2 separate regions of the Homo sapiens genome follow, and region 1 is linked to region 2. The links are chromatin contacts, found by Hi-C or POLR2A ChIA-PET in ENCODE. All regions are on one chromosome and are shown on one strand. Each heading gives the region's core, a stretch centred on a gene start or an enhancer-like site at or near the end of the contact. The rest is flanking DNA. Distances are from core to core; before and after follow the strand shown.

Region 1 (3,236 bases), core at 396-2,895, 3.7 Mb after region 2:
GCCCCTCCCGACCAAGCCCCTCCCACCCCATAGACCCCGCCCCGTCCGCCCCATGGCTCCCGCCCCCTCCCGCCCCATAGGGCCCGTCCTCACCAAAGCCGCTGTCGTTGCTGGGAAACCCATCTCCGGGGGTGGCGGGGTGGGGAGGTGTCGGGGGCGCTGGAGGCGTTGACGGGTCCGTGTCCCCCTCGGGGGGGGCCTGGACGCTCAGCTCGTTGGTTGGCGTCTCCTGTGAAGGCAGATTAGGGGGAAGCCAGAGGGGACAAACCTTCACGTCCCATTTACCGCATCCCCCAAAAGCAACAAAACCGGCTAATATTTCTGGGGCTCTAGGAATCCCAATTTGTAATCACTGACTCGCACGCTCTGGAGAGGTGGCTGGAGCCCCTAATCTGGCTTCGAAGCCTTGGGCCAGCCTTAACCTCAACCTGGCCAGAGGCTCCTTTCCTGACAGCGGAGCCCCGCGCACAGCTAAGTAGCCCAACGCAGGGATTCTCTCCTGGCTCATTAACGTGAGGCCTCCACCGGATCCCCTAACCCAAAGCGATCTCCATAAGCCCCACCCCGTCCACGTCAGTCCCACCCACCTCTGAGATCTTGACCTGCTCCAGTGGCCCTCCCAACCCCTGCCCCATCCTGAGCGCATGCCGTGCTGGATGCTGTGACCCTGCCCCTGAGCCCTCCCTCAGAAGTAGACCTGCTCCCGCCCTCCAAGTCCCACCCCTCTGAAAACATTTCAGTGGCCCAGGCCCCAGTTCTTGGCCTTGTTTCCATTCCTTTCATAATCTCAGCCCAGTATGCCCGCCCCAGGTTCATCTAGACAAGGTCCCAGTTCCTCAGCACCACTCGCCCTCCCTTTTTCTCTTCAACACCATATCCTGTGTTTTTCTTTTTGTTTTAGACAGAGTCTCACTGTCGCCCAGGCTGGAGAGCAGTGTTGTGATCATGGCTCAATGCAGCCTCAACCTCCTGGGCTCAAGCGATCCTCCCACCTGAGCCTCCTAAGTAGCTGGGACTACAGATGCGCACCACCACACCAAGATAATTTTTTTCTTTTTAAGAGACGAGGTCTCGCCATTTTGGCTAGGCTGGTCTCGAACTCTTGACCTCAAGTGATCCTCCCGCCTCGGCCTCCCAAAGTGCTGGGATTACAGGCGTGAGCCACCCGGGACAGGCCTAACTCTTAACACATTCCTCAACCCATCTCTCTAAAGACCCGTCCCAGTCGTTAGGTTCGCTCATCCCTGACCTCACCCCAGAATACGTTAAGACTGCCTGCTCCATCTCTGAAGCCCACCTGCAGCCTAGCCATGGCCCTTCCCTAGTGGGTAAGATCTGCTCCAACCCGAACCAGCCTACAGACACTAGAACTCTAGTCAACAAACCATGCCCAAACTCTCACTAGGCCCCTTCACCATCCAGGCCTCTTCTCAACACTTCCTCCCTAGCCTCTCCAGGATCCCATACTTGACTACCCAGTACCCCCTCTTTCCTTCCAGACCCACACTCTCTCTCCAGACCTCTCCTCGCCCTCTAGACCACGCCCCCGTCACAAGCCCTGCCCTCACCCTAGGTCCCGCCCCAGCTCTAGGCTCGGCCCATACTCCTGGCCCTGCCCCATTGCCAGGCCCTGCCCTCACACTCAAAGCCTCCTCCCATCTTCCTAGTCCCGCCCCATTTCCCTGACCAGTCTCTCCCCAGACCCCGCCTTCACCCCTCAGGCCCTTCCCGCGCCCTGCTCCATCCGCCCCGCCCTAGGCTCCGCCCCCATTCCAGCCTTGGATTTTCTCCAGGCCTCCTCTTGCCGCGCCACAGACTTGGCCTCCCTCAGGCCCGGATCCAGACTCTGTCCCGATCCTAGGCGCGGTCTCCTTCCAGGCCCCGCCCCCGCTCTAGGCTCAGCCTGCCTTCAAACCCTGCTGTAGACCCCGCCCCACCCTAAGCTCAGCCTTCGTCTAGGCCCCGCCCCAGGCCCTGCACCTCTAGGCTCGACCTCCCTCCAGGCCCCGCCCTGGGCTCCGCCCCCCAGCCCGCCCTCTCCCTGGGCCCCGCCCCACTCTAGCTCGGCCCCGCCCCAGGCCCCGCCCCACTCTAGATTGGGGCTCCCCTTAGGTCCCACCCCAATTCAGCTTGCCCTCCCTCCAGGCCCCGCATCACTCCAGCTCGGCCTCCCTTCAGGCCACGCCCCACTCTAACTCGGCCTCCCTCCAGGCCCCGCCCCACCCTAGCTCGGCCTCCCTTCAGGCCCCGCCCCACTCCAGCTCCGCCTCCCTCCAGGCCCCGCCCAACTCTAAGCTCGGCCTCCCGCCAGGCCCTTCCCGGCTCTAGGCTCCTGCTCCCTCCAGGCCGCGACCCCGAAACCGCGCCCTCTCGGGTTCCGCACCTGGTCGAAGAGGTAGACGGTCACGTCCCCGTGGAAGGAGACCATCTTGCGCTTCCTCTCCAGCTCGCTGTCCTCTGGCTCGTCGGCCCCGCGCGGAGACTTGAGCAGCCCCCGCAGCGGGCGGGCCGCGTCCGCGTCGGCGCTGCTCACCACGACGGGCACCGGGGCTGCTCGCGCCCTCCCGGGGCCCCGCGGCCCCGCCGCCGCGCCCGGCGCCGCCGCCTCCTCGTCCTCCTCCTCGTCCTCGTCCTCGTCCTCCCCGTCCTCCTCCGCCGGCCCCGGCGCTCCCGCCCCGCCGGCCTCCCCGCCAGCCGCCCCGGCGTCCGCGCCCTCCCACGGGGGCCGCCGCGGGCCCGGCCCCGGGAATGGCGTGAGCGTGAGCGGCGGCAGCGCCAGCGAGAGCCGGGAGAGCCTGGCTGCGAGGGGAGAGACCTGGTGAGCCCCTGTCCCGGTGAAACTGAGGCAGGCCCTCCCACCTAGCTGTGTGGCCTCAGATAAGACCCCCGCACAATCTGGGCCTCAGCACCCACTTTGTGAACGGAAGGGCTGCACCAGGGCTTCTCCAGGCAGGGTGGGAAAGGTCCTCTCCAGTGCTCAACCTCCCCAGAGCTCCCCAGTGCCAACGGCTTTAAGCCGCAACTTCCCACAGCCCACCAGGCCCTCATGCCCTGGCCTACCTGATTTCTCTGGCCTCTGTCCCCACCTCCTCTGGCCTGACCTCCATCTAGCCACATGGGCCACCCCACCATTCCTCCCACCGAATAGCTGGGACTACAGGCGCACGTGCCACCATGCCCGGCTAATTTTTTGTATTTTTAGTAGAGACGGGGTTTCACCATGCTGGCCAGGCTGG
Region 2 (2,789 bases), core at 28-2,527:
TTTAGTAGAGATGGGGTTTCACCGTGTTAGCCAGGATGGTCTCGATCTCCTGACTTCATGATCCGCCCGCCTCGGCCTCCCAAAGTGCTGGGATTATAGGCATGAGCCACCGCGCAGCCGAACACATCTGTTCTTTAAGTGTGTTTTCAGACCTTCACATAAGCCAGACTTTTACTTTATAGAAAGGGAAACTGTGGCCCAGGGATGGAAGAGACTGACTTGGTGAATCGATAGGTCTGGGATTCCATGATTCACCATAACCAACCGACCAAATCTGTCAGCATTCTTGGGACAACCAGCATCGTGTGCCTCCTGATATCATGTACAGAGAAGGACACAGCATCACTTCTGTAACACTCCTGCCACCAGAATCTAATCACAAGGAAACATCACACAAACCCAAATCAAGGAGACCTTCTCCAAAAGAACTAGCCTATAATCTTCAAAAATGTCAATTCCATGAAAAACAAAGAAAGGCCAAGGAACCGTACCAGACTGAAGGAAACCGAAGAGATGAAAACTTTTTGCTATGACAGATAGTTTGGGGACAGCTGGCAATTTGCATACAGGCTGCACTGTTGGATACTACTGTCACTGAGAAATGTACACTGCTCCTCTGTACTGTGGTGGTGTAAGAGAACGTCCTTACACTTGGAAATGCAACTGAAGCATTTAGAGGCAAAGGGACGTAATGTCTGAAACTATTCTTGCAACTTCTCTGTAACTTTAAAATAATTTCAAAAGAAAAACAAATGATTTCAAAGTAAAAGTCATGGTTTAAGAGTCTGTGATTTTGGCCAGGCGCGGTGGCTCTCGCCTGTAATCCCAGCACTTTGGGAGGCCGAGGCGGGCAGATCACTTGAAGTCAGGAGTTCGAGACCAGCCTGGCCAACATGGTGAAACTCCGTCTCTACTAAAAATACAAAAAATTAGCCAGGTGTGGTGAGATGCGCCTGTAATACCAGCTACTCGGGAGCGTGAGGCACGAGAATCGCTTGAACCCGGGAGGCGGAGGTTGCAGTGACTAGAGTTCGCGCTACTGCACTCCAGCCTGGGCGACAGAGCGAGACTCAGTCTCAAAAAAAAAAAAAAAGAAAAGAAAAGTCTATGGTTTAAGGTTCTGTGTTTCCGAGTATCTCTAAGTCTGTGCATGCATTTGTGGTCAGAGTCTGGGGAGCTGGGGGCGTGAATGGGCTGCTTCAGACACTGCTTTGAGGGTGTGACCAGGACCTGAGGGTGTGGTTAAGGTGTAGGGGTGGGGCTAGGCCCTTGGGGGTGGGACCACAGTCCCAGAGGCGTGGCCAGGGCCTCGAAGGTATGGCCATAGTTTGAGGCGTGGCCGAGAAACTCCGTTCCCAAGGGAGGTGGTAACTCTGTGCTCAGAGCGCCCTCTTGTGGCTATCCTCAGGTCTCCACTTTTTATTCAATAGCTTTATTTCGTTTTATTTTTTTCAACTTTCATTTTAGATTCAGGGAGTACATGTGCAGGCTTGTTACCTGGGTATATTGCATGATGCTGAGGTTTGGGGTACGACTGATCCCGTCACCCAGGTACTGAGCATAGTACCCAACAGTTTTTCAACCCTTGCCCCCTCCCTTCTTCCCTCCCCACTTTAGCAGTCCCCAGTTTCTATTGTTGCCATCTTTATGTCCCTGAGTACTCAACGTTTAGCTCCCACTTACAAGTAAGAATGAGCGGTATTTGGCTTTTTCATCCAGCCTAACTGTTTTATTGAGATATAATGTGTATACCATACAATTTACCTCTTTAAAGTGTACAATTCTGGCCGGGCGCAGTGGCTCATGCCTGTAATCCCACCACTTTGGGAGGCCGAGGTGGGAGAATTACTTGAACTCAGGAGTTCAAGACCAGCCTGGGCAACACAGAGAGACCTCGTCTCTATAAAAATAAAAATAAAATTTTAAAAAGTGTACAATTCAGTGACTTTAGTATATTCACAAAATAGTGCAATTATCACCAGACTTTTTTTTTTTTTTTTTTTTTTGAGATGGAGTCTAGCTCTGTCGCCCAGGCTGGAGTGCAATGGTTCAGTCTCAGCTCACTGCAACCTCTGCCTCCCAGGTTCATGCCATTCTCCTGTCTCAGCCTCCCGAGTAGCTAGGATTACAGGTGCATGCCGCCATGCCCGGCTAATTTTTTATACTTTAGTAGAGACAGGGTTTCACTGTGTTGCCCAGGCTAGTCTCGAACTCCTGAGCTCAAGCAATCCACCTGCCTCAGCATCCCAAAGTGCTGGGATTACAGGCGTGAGCCACCATGCCTGCCTCACCAGATTCTATTTTAAAACAGTTGTTCACCCCAAAAAGAAACCTCATACCCATTAGTAGTCACTCCCTATTTCCCCTCAACACCCTTCCAGCTCTAGACAACCCATAACATACTCTCCCTTTTTTGTATTTTTGGACATAACATAGTTGTACATATTGTGGGGGTACATGTGATGTTTTGATACATGTATACAATGTGCAATGATGAAATCAGGGTAACTGGGATATCCATCACCTCGTTTATCTTTTCTTTGTGTTTAGAACATCACAATTATTCTCTTGTAGCTTTTTTTTTTTTTTTTTTTTTTTTTTGAGATGGAGTCTCGCACCGTCGCCCAGGCTGGAGTGCAGTGGCGCGATCTCAGCTCAATGCAAGCTCCGCCTCCCGAGTTCACGCCATTCTCTGCCTCAGCCTCCAGACTAGCTGGGACTACAGGCGCCCGCCACCAGGCCCGGCTAATTTTTTGTATATTTAGTAGAGACGTGGGTAACACGGTAAG

Evidence for each region. A loop is a pair of places that touch in the nucleus more often than their neighbours do. ChIA-PET counts read pairs that join two places held with the same protein, here RNA polymerase II (POLR2A). Pooled maps may share reads with other maps.
Region 1: a loop to region 2 is called in a pooled map, with 10 times the contacts of the local background. The contact joins two enhancer-like sites. A Hi-C loop is called at or near these places in 1 of 50 pooled maps. POLR2A ChIA-PET finds 5 or more read pairs at or near these places in 2 of 52 experiments (T-cell and WTC11).

The regions. Positions count from the first base shown.
Region 1 is chr19:48,491,311-48,494,546 of GRCh38, forward strand. It overlaps LMTK3 (lemur tyrosine kinase 3), which reads right to left. Exons shown (of 15, transcript NM_001388485.1): 12 at 2,384-2,799; 13 at 94-229. Among named protein-coding and RNA genes, the nearest start is that of LMTK3, 19 kb to the right of the region's middle. RefSeq lists silencers at 1-64, 1,644-1,853, 1,853-2,044, 1,874-2,353, 2,544-2,593 and an enhancer at 2,606-3,106. Within about 2 kb of position 1,646, at least 26 of the 41 ENCODE cell types and tissues checked have a DNase peak (open chromatin) inside an H3K27ac peak, as active enhancers do.
Region 2 is chr19:44,769,459-44,772,247 of GRCh38, forward strand. No RefSeq gene overlaps it. Among named protein-coding and RNA genes, the nearest start is that of CBLC, 7.0 kb to the right of the region's middle. Within about 2 kb of position 1,278, at least 4 of the 41 ENCODE cell types and tissues checked have a DNase peak (open chromatin) inside an H3K27ac peak, as active enhancers do.